Regions from separate parts of the Homo sapiens genome. Here region 2 is linked to region 1. The links are chromatin loops, found by intact Hi-C in ENCODE. Cell type or tissue: heart right ventricle. All regions are shown on one strand. Each heading gives the region's core, and the rest is flanking DNA. Links, peaks and the distances in the headings are about the cores only.

Evidence for each region. Hi-C counts contacts between places; a loop is a spot of excess contacts. Peaks named below come from ENCODE experiments on the same cell type or tissue, not always from the same donor. Only the 100,000 strongest peaks of a DNase experiment are listed, where the experiment ranks them.
Region 2: a loop joins it to region 1, with 2.3 times the contacts of the local background. A loop is called at or near these places in 1 of 110 quality-filtered maps.

What each region holds. Positions count from the first base shown.
Region 1 is chr4:52,356,066-52,361,456 of GRCh38, reverse strand. No RefSeq gene overlaps it. Among named protein-coding and RNA genes, the nearest start is that of USP46, 300 kb to the left of the region's middle. In heart right ventricle, for the core only: no CTCF peak of the experiment used is centred there; a DNase peak (open chromatin) is centred at 2,358.
Region 2 is chr4:52,302,858-52,308,248 of GRCh38, reverse strand. All of the region lies in intron 1 of LOC107986279 (a long non-coding RNA gene), which reads right to left. Among named protein-coding and RNA genes, the nearest start is that of SPATA18, 250 kb to the right of the region's middle. In heart right ventricle, for the core only: no CTCF peak of the experiment used is centred there; no DNase peak of the experiment used is centred there.

The sequences.
Region 1 (5,391 bases), core at 301-5,300:
AAAACTCACTCACTATCATGAGGATAGCACCAAGCCATGAGGGATCTGGCCCCATGACCTAAACGTCTCTCATCAGGCCCCACCTCCAACATTGGGGATTACAATTCAACATGAGATTTGGCAGGCTCATATAGCCAAACCATATCAGATACATTGTGGAATGGTTAAATCAAACTAATTGACATATGTGTTACATTATACACTTATTTATTTGTGGCGAGAACAATTAAAATCTACTTTCTTAGCAATTTTCAAGTATATGATATATTGTTATTAACTGTAGTCACCACATTGTGCAATGGATCTCTAGAACTCATTCTGCTTGTCTAACTCAAATTTTGTATCCCTTGACCAACATCTACATCTTCCTAGCCACTGCCACCCCCAGTCTCTGGTAACCACCATTCTGCTCTCTGTTTCAGTGAGTTCAACTTTTTTACGCTGCATATATAAGTGAGATCATGTGGTTTTGTCTGTCTGTGCCTAACAGAGATGACTTTCTGTGTCATGATTTTTCCTAGGCTCAGCCATGCTTCTGGTCCAGGTCTTTTCCACAAATACCATACTTCCCCACCACCACCACACCTTAAAAACTTTAACAAGGCCACCTGTTTTACAAAGAGACAGCTCCAGGCCAGCTCTGTCATGAACTCCTGAGTGGATGGTGGGCAAGTTATTGACCATCTTAAGTCCCTTGCAGTTCTAGCTCACCGTGATTCAGAAGAGAGAAAGGGAACTTGGTTTCTGAAAAATGTTGGCCATGTATTCAAAGGTAGATCAGAGAGGCAGGTTACCTTAATGTAGAGTTGCCAAACATTACATGGGATACGCTTATACTGAAAAAAACTCTTCATTGTTTATCTGCAGTTTAAATCTAGCTGATCATCTCATATTTTAATTTACTAAATCTGGCAACCCTACCTTAATAGTTATAAGTGTAGTTAGACTGTAGATCGGGAGTCAGCAAAGGTTTAGTGTAAAAAGACCAGATAACAAATATTTTCAAATTTGCCATTTTAATGCAAAAGCAGCCAGATGATACATAAATGATTGGGAATAACCTTGGTTCAATAAAGCTTTATTTACAAAGCCAGGTGGCAGGCCCTCATTTGCTGACCCCTTCTCTAGAGCTAAACTACCTAGGTTTAAGTCAACTCTGTCATTTATGAGATACAGGAAATTAAGCATGTCACTTAATCTCTTTGTGCCTCAGTCTCCTCATCTATAATATGGGTCATATTCATAATGTACCTGCCTTCTAGGGCATAAAATGGTGTCTTATATATGAAGTGTTCAAAGCATGCAGTAAGTGCTATGAAAAAACAATGCATGCCATTTTGTGTTGTAGGATTCAAGTATCTCAACAGAGTGGCCAGAATAATCATAGTTAACATTCATATAGCACTTACCCTCTGCCTAGGCACTTTACGTATGTTAACTCATTTAATCCTCAGGATACCCTAGGCTATAGGTAAGATATCACCATCAACATCATCATCATCCCCATTTACAAATGAGCCAACTGTGGCCCAGAGAGTTAAGTGGTTTGCCCAAGGTCACCTGACTGGTGAGTAGCCCTGTTGGGGTCTGAACCCTTGTAGTCTAGCACCAGAGACTATTCATTCACCCCTACCCTAGAGGGAAGAGATATGAGGGCAACAGGAAGATTAGAAAATGTCATGTTAAGTGTTTGCAGTGATACTTGTCAATAAGTTGAATATAATCTATTTTCGAGGAACACATAGTCTTCATTTTGAGGGTTTGTTTCCTGTTGTTCTTCTTCAGTTCTGAGGACAACGATCCCCATCTGTGGTGCCCCACTGAATTCATACTGATCCACGTGCAGACCCTCCAATCCTGGAAACATGTTGGTATCTTAAATTTCTGGGGTATGAACTCTTTTCCTTTCTTTCCTCTTCCCCTGGGTTTTTCTCCTGTTTCTTCCACCTTCCTGCTCCTCCCCACCTTCTTCTTCCCAAACTTCTTTCCTCTCGTCCTTCTCTACAACTTATTCAGGCCTGAAAAGAAGCCAGGGAAAAGATATTTGCTTTGGGCGAAGAAAAGAAAAATAAAAGATGAACTAGCCAAGTCAAAGAATAACTCCGATTTTCTACAAAGGGCTACTTAATGGAAAGGCTGTGACTTAACAGTGCTTTATACTCTCTGTGCTCTTTAGGAAAAACAAAGTTGATATAAACAGCTGGAGACTGTAACTTGAAAAACCAAGAAAGTAAGATGAATAAAACTTCCTGTTTTCCTCTCCTACCCTGGCCTACAGGGGGTTGGCCTATAAGGCTTCCTTCCAAACCAGATGTTCCATTCCCAAAGCTCCCTTCAGAATCTCTGCCTATCAGTTATTCTTTACACAACACCACCAGACCTTAGATTTAATTACCATGAGCATGCTTCAGCCAAGCGCCTGCTGGGACACAGGCCCTCTTAGGAGAAGGAAGTGAAATATGGTCAGCATATGACATGAGCTCAAGGAGGTAAACACTCTACTATCATTGTCTAAATTAAGGCAACATTAACAGAGCTCCTCTTACAGGCCATGTACTGTGGTAAGACTCTCATCTGATCTGCACCATTAGGTAGATACTATTACTGTCCCTATTTTATAGCTGGAAATCTGGCCTTGGAGAGCTGAATTAATAAATTCGTGACCCTGAAAAGGCCCCCTCAGCTCACCCAGTAAGACACCTCCACCTCTTCTCTCAATCCTGCCTTGTTTAGAAAACATGAATGTATGGAAAAGAAACACAATGATAGAGAAGCCGTGTTCTCTAGGAAGGAGATATTGCCTGCATCACCTCGACTCCTGCCTGGGTTGCTGGGCGGGCTGCTTTTCTCCTTGGCCGCTCATCCTCTTTGGAGACATGCTGTCATCGATTTTAAAGGTCTGTCTGCATCCTCCGTGGTCACGCCCAGCTGATGGACCCCAGGACACACTGCCAGTAATAATGCAGACTTTCTCCAGCCCCTGCTCAGCCTCTTCCCAGCGTCTCTGGCTAAGCTCTTCTTGAATATGTAGCCTAGTGCAGGGGGTACATATCATCCTCATTGTAAAATGCTTAAGTGCTCGAACAGATCTTAAACATTAGTTTCAAGCATGAAACTCGTCTATATTTCGCCTTTTCATGCTGAGGGAAAATCTGCCAATAGGATTCGTGATGGGGCTGTTATTAACAGTCTCTTCCCTGCACAACAGGGCACGCTGTACTTTAGGGTGAAGCAGATTTTTGCCCGTTGGGTAATTATTAACAGCTAACAATACCTATTAATTGAAAATGTGTTTGCTTGTTTGTTTTGTGAGATCATCAAAATTTTACATAATTTTCTTTTTTTTTTCTTTTTCTTTTTTCTTTTTTTTTTCTTTGAGACAGAGTCTTGCTTTGTCGCCCAGGCTGGAGTGCAGTGGCATGATCTCGGCCCACTACAACCTCTGCCTCCCAGGTTCAAGCAGTTCTCCCACCTCAGCCTCCTGAATAGCTGGGATTACAGGCGCGCACCACTACGCCTGGCTAATTTTCGTATTTTTAGTAGATATGGGGTTTCGCTATGTTGGCCAGGCTGGTCTTGAACTCCTGACCTCCGGTGATCTGCCCTCCTCAGCCTCCCAAAGTGCTGGGATTAGAGACGTGAGCCACCTGGCCTGGCCCATAATTTTCTAATTGTAAAGAATAACAGGGTTAGCTTTCCAACCAGTTAATGAGTACCCAGCAGTGGACTTCAGGGCTTTATTGGTTGGCCCCATGTCAGGTGCAGCTTTGAGCCCTCCCTCTCTACAGGTTACCACATGTCCCAGTAGTGAGAAGAATATGGTCACTTTGTAGCTGCCCCTCCAACTTCTGCATCATGTTTTTCGAGGAAAAGAAATTAAAAGCCTTTCTCACAAAGTTTAGGAACCCCAAGTGTAGCTTCATTTCTTCTTTTTAGGCAAAAGTACTGTAGGCCCGTGTCTCATGTTCAAAACCTGGGAAATAGTGATGTAAATGAAAAGACAAAGATAAACAAAACAGATTTCTTAACTGTCGAAATTCTCTGTGTTATTAATATCCTGTTGTCACTCTGAATCTTCAAGAAGGAAATGAAATGTATAGAGTTTCCTAAACTTTCTTGACCTCAGAATACCTGGGAACCTCTTGTGGTATTATTGTTCCATAGACACTGCTTTAGTCTGTTCATGCTGCTATAATAAAATACCACAGACTGGGTAATTTATAAACAAAAGAAACTTATTTCTCATAGTCCTGGAATCTGAGCAGTCCAAGATCAAGGTGGTGGCTGGTGAGGGCCCTGTCTCTCTGCTTCCAAGATGGCATCTTGTGGCTGGATCCTCAGGAGGGAAGGGATGCCGTGTCCTCACATGGCAGAGGGGTGGAAGGAAAAGAGAGGGAAGACGGTCTCTGAAGCCTCTTTTATAAGTGCTTTAATTCATTCCACAAAGGCCCTGTCTCTTAATACCACCTGATAAGGTTTGACTGTGTCTCCACGCAAATCTCTTCTTTAACTGTAGTTCCCATAATTCCCACGTGTCATGGGAGGGACCCAGTGGGAGGTAAGTGAATCATTGGACGGGCCTTTCCTGTGCTGTCCTCATGATATTGAATAAGTCTCATGAGATCTGATGGTTTTATAAAGGAGAGTTTCCCTACACAAGCTCTCTTTCCTGTCACCACATAAGATGTTCCTTTACTCTTCCTTCGTCTTCTGCCATGATTGTGAGGCCTCCCCAGCCATCTGGAAGAGTGAGTCCATTAAACCTCTTTCTTTTATAAATTACCCAATCTTGGGTATGTCTTTATTAGCAGTATAAGGACAGACTAATACACCACCACAGTGGGGATTAAGTTACAACAGGAATTTCGGAGAGAATATACATTTAAAACTGTAGCAGACACATTTTGGGAAATCAGAAAGTAGCCATAGTGGCCACCATGAATTAAGAACATATGAATCTAGGTCCAATGCTGGGTGTTCTGCATACATATTCTGATTTAATATTAACCACATCCTAAAAGACAGGTCTTATGATCACAAGGCTTAGAGAACTTCAATAACTTGCTCAGGGACACATAGACTGACATGGTAATGCAAGGGCTGGTACCAAATGTTCTGATCAAATGTTTTGAATCTTCTGTTCTTCTTTTTCCTTTAGAACCTTTTTTTAAAGATACATTTTAAACATAGAAGGGAATAAAGACCCACATGACAAACATTCATCTTTCTACCATGCAAAATTAGTAAGTTTTAAGTTTAGTCAGATTTGGTTCTAGTCTTTCTTTCTTTTTTAAAATAAATAAAATATTACAGATAAGTCATATTTGCTTCTTGTCAAGCTGCTTCCCTGTTATAAATGAACCCCAATTCGAGGGGTGGAGGAAGGGAGCA
Region 2 (5,391 bases), core at 186-5,185, 53 kb after region 1:
TCTTGTAGAGACTTCCATCTCTACAAGAAGAAAATTAGTTTGGTGTGGTGGTGAGTGCCTGTAGGCCCAGCTACTCAGGGGGCTGAGGTAGGAAGATCACTTGTCCCTGGGAGGTTGAGGCTACAGTGAGCCATTATTGCACCACTGCACTCTAGCCTGGGTCACAGAGTGAAACTGTGCTTAAAAAAAACCCCAAAAACCAAAAACCTCAATCACATTTACAGTACAAACACACACACACACACACACACACACACACACACACACCCCTAGGAATGCATTTAACTAAGGAGATAAAAGATCTCTCCAAGGAGAACTACAAAATACTGATGAAGGAAATTATGGATGACACAAACGAATGGAAAAACATTCCATGCTCATGGATTGGAAGAATTGATACTGTTAAAATGATCATACTGCACAAAGAAATCTACAGATTCAATATAATTCCTATCCAATTGCCAATGTCATTCTTCACAGAGTTAGAAAAACAATCCCAAAGTTCATATGGAACCAAAAAAAGAACCTGAATAGCCAAAGCAATCCTAAGCAAAAAGAATGAAGCTGGAGGCATCACATTCTCTAACTTCAAATTATAATACAAGGCTATAGTAACTAAAACAGCATGGTACTGGTACAAAGACAAACACATAGATCAATGGAATAGAATAGAGAACCTCATAAAAAAGCCACATTCCTAGAACCAGCTGGTCTTCAACAAAGTCAACAAAAACATGCACCCATGTTTTTCAATACACGGTGCTGGGAAAATTGACTACCCATATGCAGAAACTGAACTCATATTTCTCAACATATACAAAAATTAACTCAAGAAGGATTAGAGATTTAAATAAGACCTGAAACTATAGAAGTCCTAGAAAAAAAACCTAGAAAAAAACTCTTCTGGACATTGGTTCAGGCAAAGCATTTATGACTGATATCCCAAAGCAAATGCAACAAAAACAAAAATAGACAAATGGGACTTAAACTAAAAAGCTTCTGCACAGCAAAATAAATAGTCAACAGAGTGAACAGACAACCTGCAGAATGGGAGAAAATATTTATAAATTATGCCTCTGACAAGAGACTAATATCCAGAATCTACAAGGAACTCAAAAATTCAACAAGAAAGAAACAAATAGCCTCATTAAAAGGTAGGCTAAGGACATAAACATTTCTCAAAAGAAAATCTGTAAGTTACCAACAAACATATGAAAACAATGCTCAACATCACTAATCATTAGAGAAATACAAATTAAAACCACAGTGAGATATCATCTTACATCAAGCAGAATGGATTATTGAAGAGTAAAAAAAAATAACAGATGTTCGCATGGATGCAGGAAAAGAAAATGCATATACACTGTTGATGGGAGTGTAAATTAGTACAATGTCTATGGAAAACGGTGTGAAGATTTCTCAAAGGATTAAAAATAGAACTATCATTCAACCCAGAAATCCCACTACTGGGTATATGCCAAAGGAAAAGAAACCATTTTTTAAAGAGGATACCTGCACTTGTATGTTTACCACAGCAATATTCATAATAGTAAAGTGATGAAATCAACCTAAGGTGTCTATCAACCGTTTATTGGATAAAGAAAATGTGGGATATATAAACCATGGAATGCTATGCAGCCATAAAAAGAATGAAATCATGTAATTTGCAGCAACATGGATGGAGTTGGAGCCCATTATCTTAAGTGAAATAACTCGGAAACAGAAAATCAAATACTGCATGTTCTCACTTACTAGGCAGAAGTTAAACAATGGGTACACATGGGCATAAAGATGGAAATAATAGGCACAGGGGACTTCAAAAGGGAACAGAATGGAAGTGGGGTGATGGTTGGAAAATTATCTATTGGGAACAATGTTTACTATTTGAGTGATGGGTACACTAGAAACCCAAACCTCACCATTATGCAATATATTCATGTAACACACCTCCATACGAACCCCCTGAATCTTAAAAAAAAGATGATCCCAATATCTGCCTCCTTGTATTCATGCCCTTGTGTATTCCCATCCTGCCCTCAATGGGTTGGAACTGTACAAACACTAGGATATCATAGAACTCATTATGTGAAAATTTCAGTGCTCAAACATTAAAGACATTGTGACTTTAGTCTTGGTCTTCCTATGTCACACACTCTGAAAGAAGCTAGCTGTCAGGTCATGACACTCAAGCAGCCCTATGGAGAGGGCTGCATGACAACCAATCATGGTGAACCAGCAACACAGACTTGCCAGCTATTTACATGAAACATCTTGGAATTGGATACTTTAGTTTCAGTCAAGCTTTCAGATGACTACCACCCTACTAGCTAACACCTCGATTAAAACTTCATGAGTTACTCAAGGTAACACCACCCAGCTAAACTATTCCCAGGATCCTGACTCTCAGAAATTAAAAATAATTGTTGCTTTATGCCTCTAAGTTTTGGGACAATTTGTTACATGGCAATATAGATGTTAGTACCTGAACACTGGGTGCTACCATAACAAAAACTTAAACTGTGGGAGTAGCTTTGGAATCCAGCAGTGGGTGGAAGTAGAAAGAACTTTTAAGAAAGTGTGTTAGTGAAAGCGTAAGGTGTTTTGACTGTTAGCAGAAGCCCAATGGCTTTCAAAGAGGTACTGGTGAAGACTCAACAAGAAAATGGTATGGGAAGTTAGAGGACAGAGGATCATCTTTGCATATAGGGACAGAAAGTTTAGCAACACTAAACTGTGCTAATGTATCTGTCACCCAGGCTGGAGTACAGTGGTGGAATCATAGCTCACCGTAACCTCGAACTCCTAAGCTCAAGTGACCTTCCCGCCTTGGCCTCCCAAAGTGCTACGACTATAGGTGTGAGCCATCATGCCTGGCTGATAATGTAGAAAGCAGAAAATGTGCCTAATGGGCTAGGTTTCCTAGTTAAGACAGATTTGCAAGCAGAGTGTTGAAAGTGACTCCCGATTTCTTCTTCCTGCTTACATTAAAAAGCAAGAGGAAAGAGATAAGATTAAAGAAGGACTTTTAAACAAAAGGAGCCTGGACTTGGAGGTTCTGAAAATTCTCAGCTTCTTCTAATGGCAAAGGATGATAAGATTAAGAAATGGCTTTGTGACAAACATCAAATCTTTTGCAGCAATCTTTAATTTGTTACACAATGTAAACTTTCCATGACATTCAGAATAAAGCCTCTAATGGTTTTATTTTTTAAATTAATTAATTTCTTTTATCATAGTCTTTCAAATTCTCCTTTATCTACCTATCCAGCCAGCCAACTCCAGCACCACACTCTTCTCTCCTTATCAGGCTCCAGCCAGGCAGAATTTTTCTTTCATTCTTGAACACACCAAGCTCTCCTCCATTGAAGTAGCTTTGTAGATTTAATTCTCTCCATTTCAAATGCTCTTCCCCTAACATTTTCATGGCTTGCTTTTTCTTGTCATTCAATCCTTCTATTTGTATTGAGTCAAATGTAGTTAGATTAAATACAAAGGGAAGGATTGAATGGACAAGGAGTTCTTCTAAGGGGGTGACATTTTAGCTGTGATCTGGATGCCAGAAAGAGCTATTAGTATTATTCAATAGCAGGCATTATTTTTGATTTATTGAATTTTCAATATTTTAATTGTCTCTCTTTCCTATTGGAAATGTCAACTCCATGAGAGTAAGGAGCTTGTCTTTCTTGAAAGACTGTATCATCAGTACTCAGTATATCCTCAGTACTCAGTACTCACTGAGGATACTCAAAATAGTCCTCAGCACACAGTAGGAACCAATCAATATCTGTTGAATGAACAAATAAATGAATAAATGAATGCCTAGTTTAGGTAACTGGGGCTAAGACAGGTTAAATAACTTACTTAAGGCCACATAATCTTATTTTTTCTGAAATATATATACTTCAAACTTGATCTGCATATCTCTGAGGGAATTTGTCATATATCCAAATGATAATAATAAAATAAGCATAACTTCCTTATTTTTAATAGGTATTAAGAAATTTAAAATGCAATTTATAATATTTTCTATCAATGGGATCAGATTTCTCATCTCCTGAAATGACATACTATAGCTTTTCTGCCTTAACAAATATTTTGTTAGAATTCCCCGAGTACTTTGATAAATATATAGGGCAATTCAAAGTTTAGGTCATATTTTAAGACGTTTAAAATGTAGGCATGCATTGTGGATTCTTGATATGTATAGCCTTACTATAATTATTAGTTATATATATATATATAGTTTTACTACAATTATTGACTGGATAATTGTCAAACATTTTATACTTAACACACACAGGAACAATAATATTTTATTTTGTTTTATTTTATTTTTATTTTTTTTTTTTGAGACAGAGTCTTGCTCTGTTGCCAGGCTGGAGTGCAGTGGCATGATCTCGGCTCACTACAACCTCTGCCTCATGGCTGGGTTCAAGTGATTTTCCTGCCTCAGCCTCCTGAGTAACTGGGACTACAGGCACACGCCACCATGCCCAGCTAATTTTTGTATTTTTAGTAGATATGGGGTTTCACCATGCTGGCCAGGATGATCTTGATCTCTTGACCTCATGATCCACCTGCCTCAGCTTCCCAAAGTGCTAAGATTACAGGCATGAGCCACCATGCCCAGCCAACAACATTTTAAAGACAGGCTGTGAGACATTTTAAAAGGAGAAGTTGCCACATAATTATAGTAACAGAAACTATTAGTGAATTTGGGAAGTTATTGTCCAGCAACGTCTCTAGGCAGGTGCACTCTTAAACCATCATTAGATGATATAAATCCATCTGTAGTTGGAAGGATGAAGAACAAGCTTCAGCTTCCATAATTATCTCAGTCAGGAGTACTTATGAAATACACCTTTCATCAGGCCTCTGGACACTAATGGGGTCATGTTAAAACGGTTTCTTAAATTTTGTTATTTCAGAGCCCTATCTACAAACCTTCAGAACTTCAACACCACCCTTAAAGTTGTCCCAAATATTTCAGGTAATGCAGGGCTGTGTCCCATGTACCCAACTGTGGCCTGTGAGCCCTCCGGAACGTGCCACTGTGGTTCTACCCTCCATGGGAGCATCACTTTCCCACTTTAGAGTGTAACTTCCACTGCTCACCAAACAGTAAATCCTGCCCCCCACCCCATTACAATCCTCCTCCAGGCTCTGGCGCTTCCTGAGCTGGGGCCTTACGGAATTCCTCAAAGCAATGGCAGCATGCCCCTTCCCTCATTTCCCATTCAGCTATTATATGTGGATCCCAAAATGGCCCAGAAATTACTCCAGAGAAATATCTTCTAGATTTTTTTGTCTTCTCTGTTCCCAGGGTATAGGCCTGGGGCACACATACTAAGCTGGCTTCTCACCCCAGGTACCCACAGAAACTGCACACAG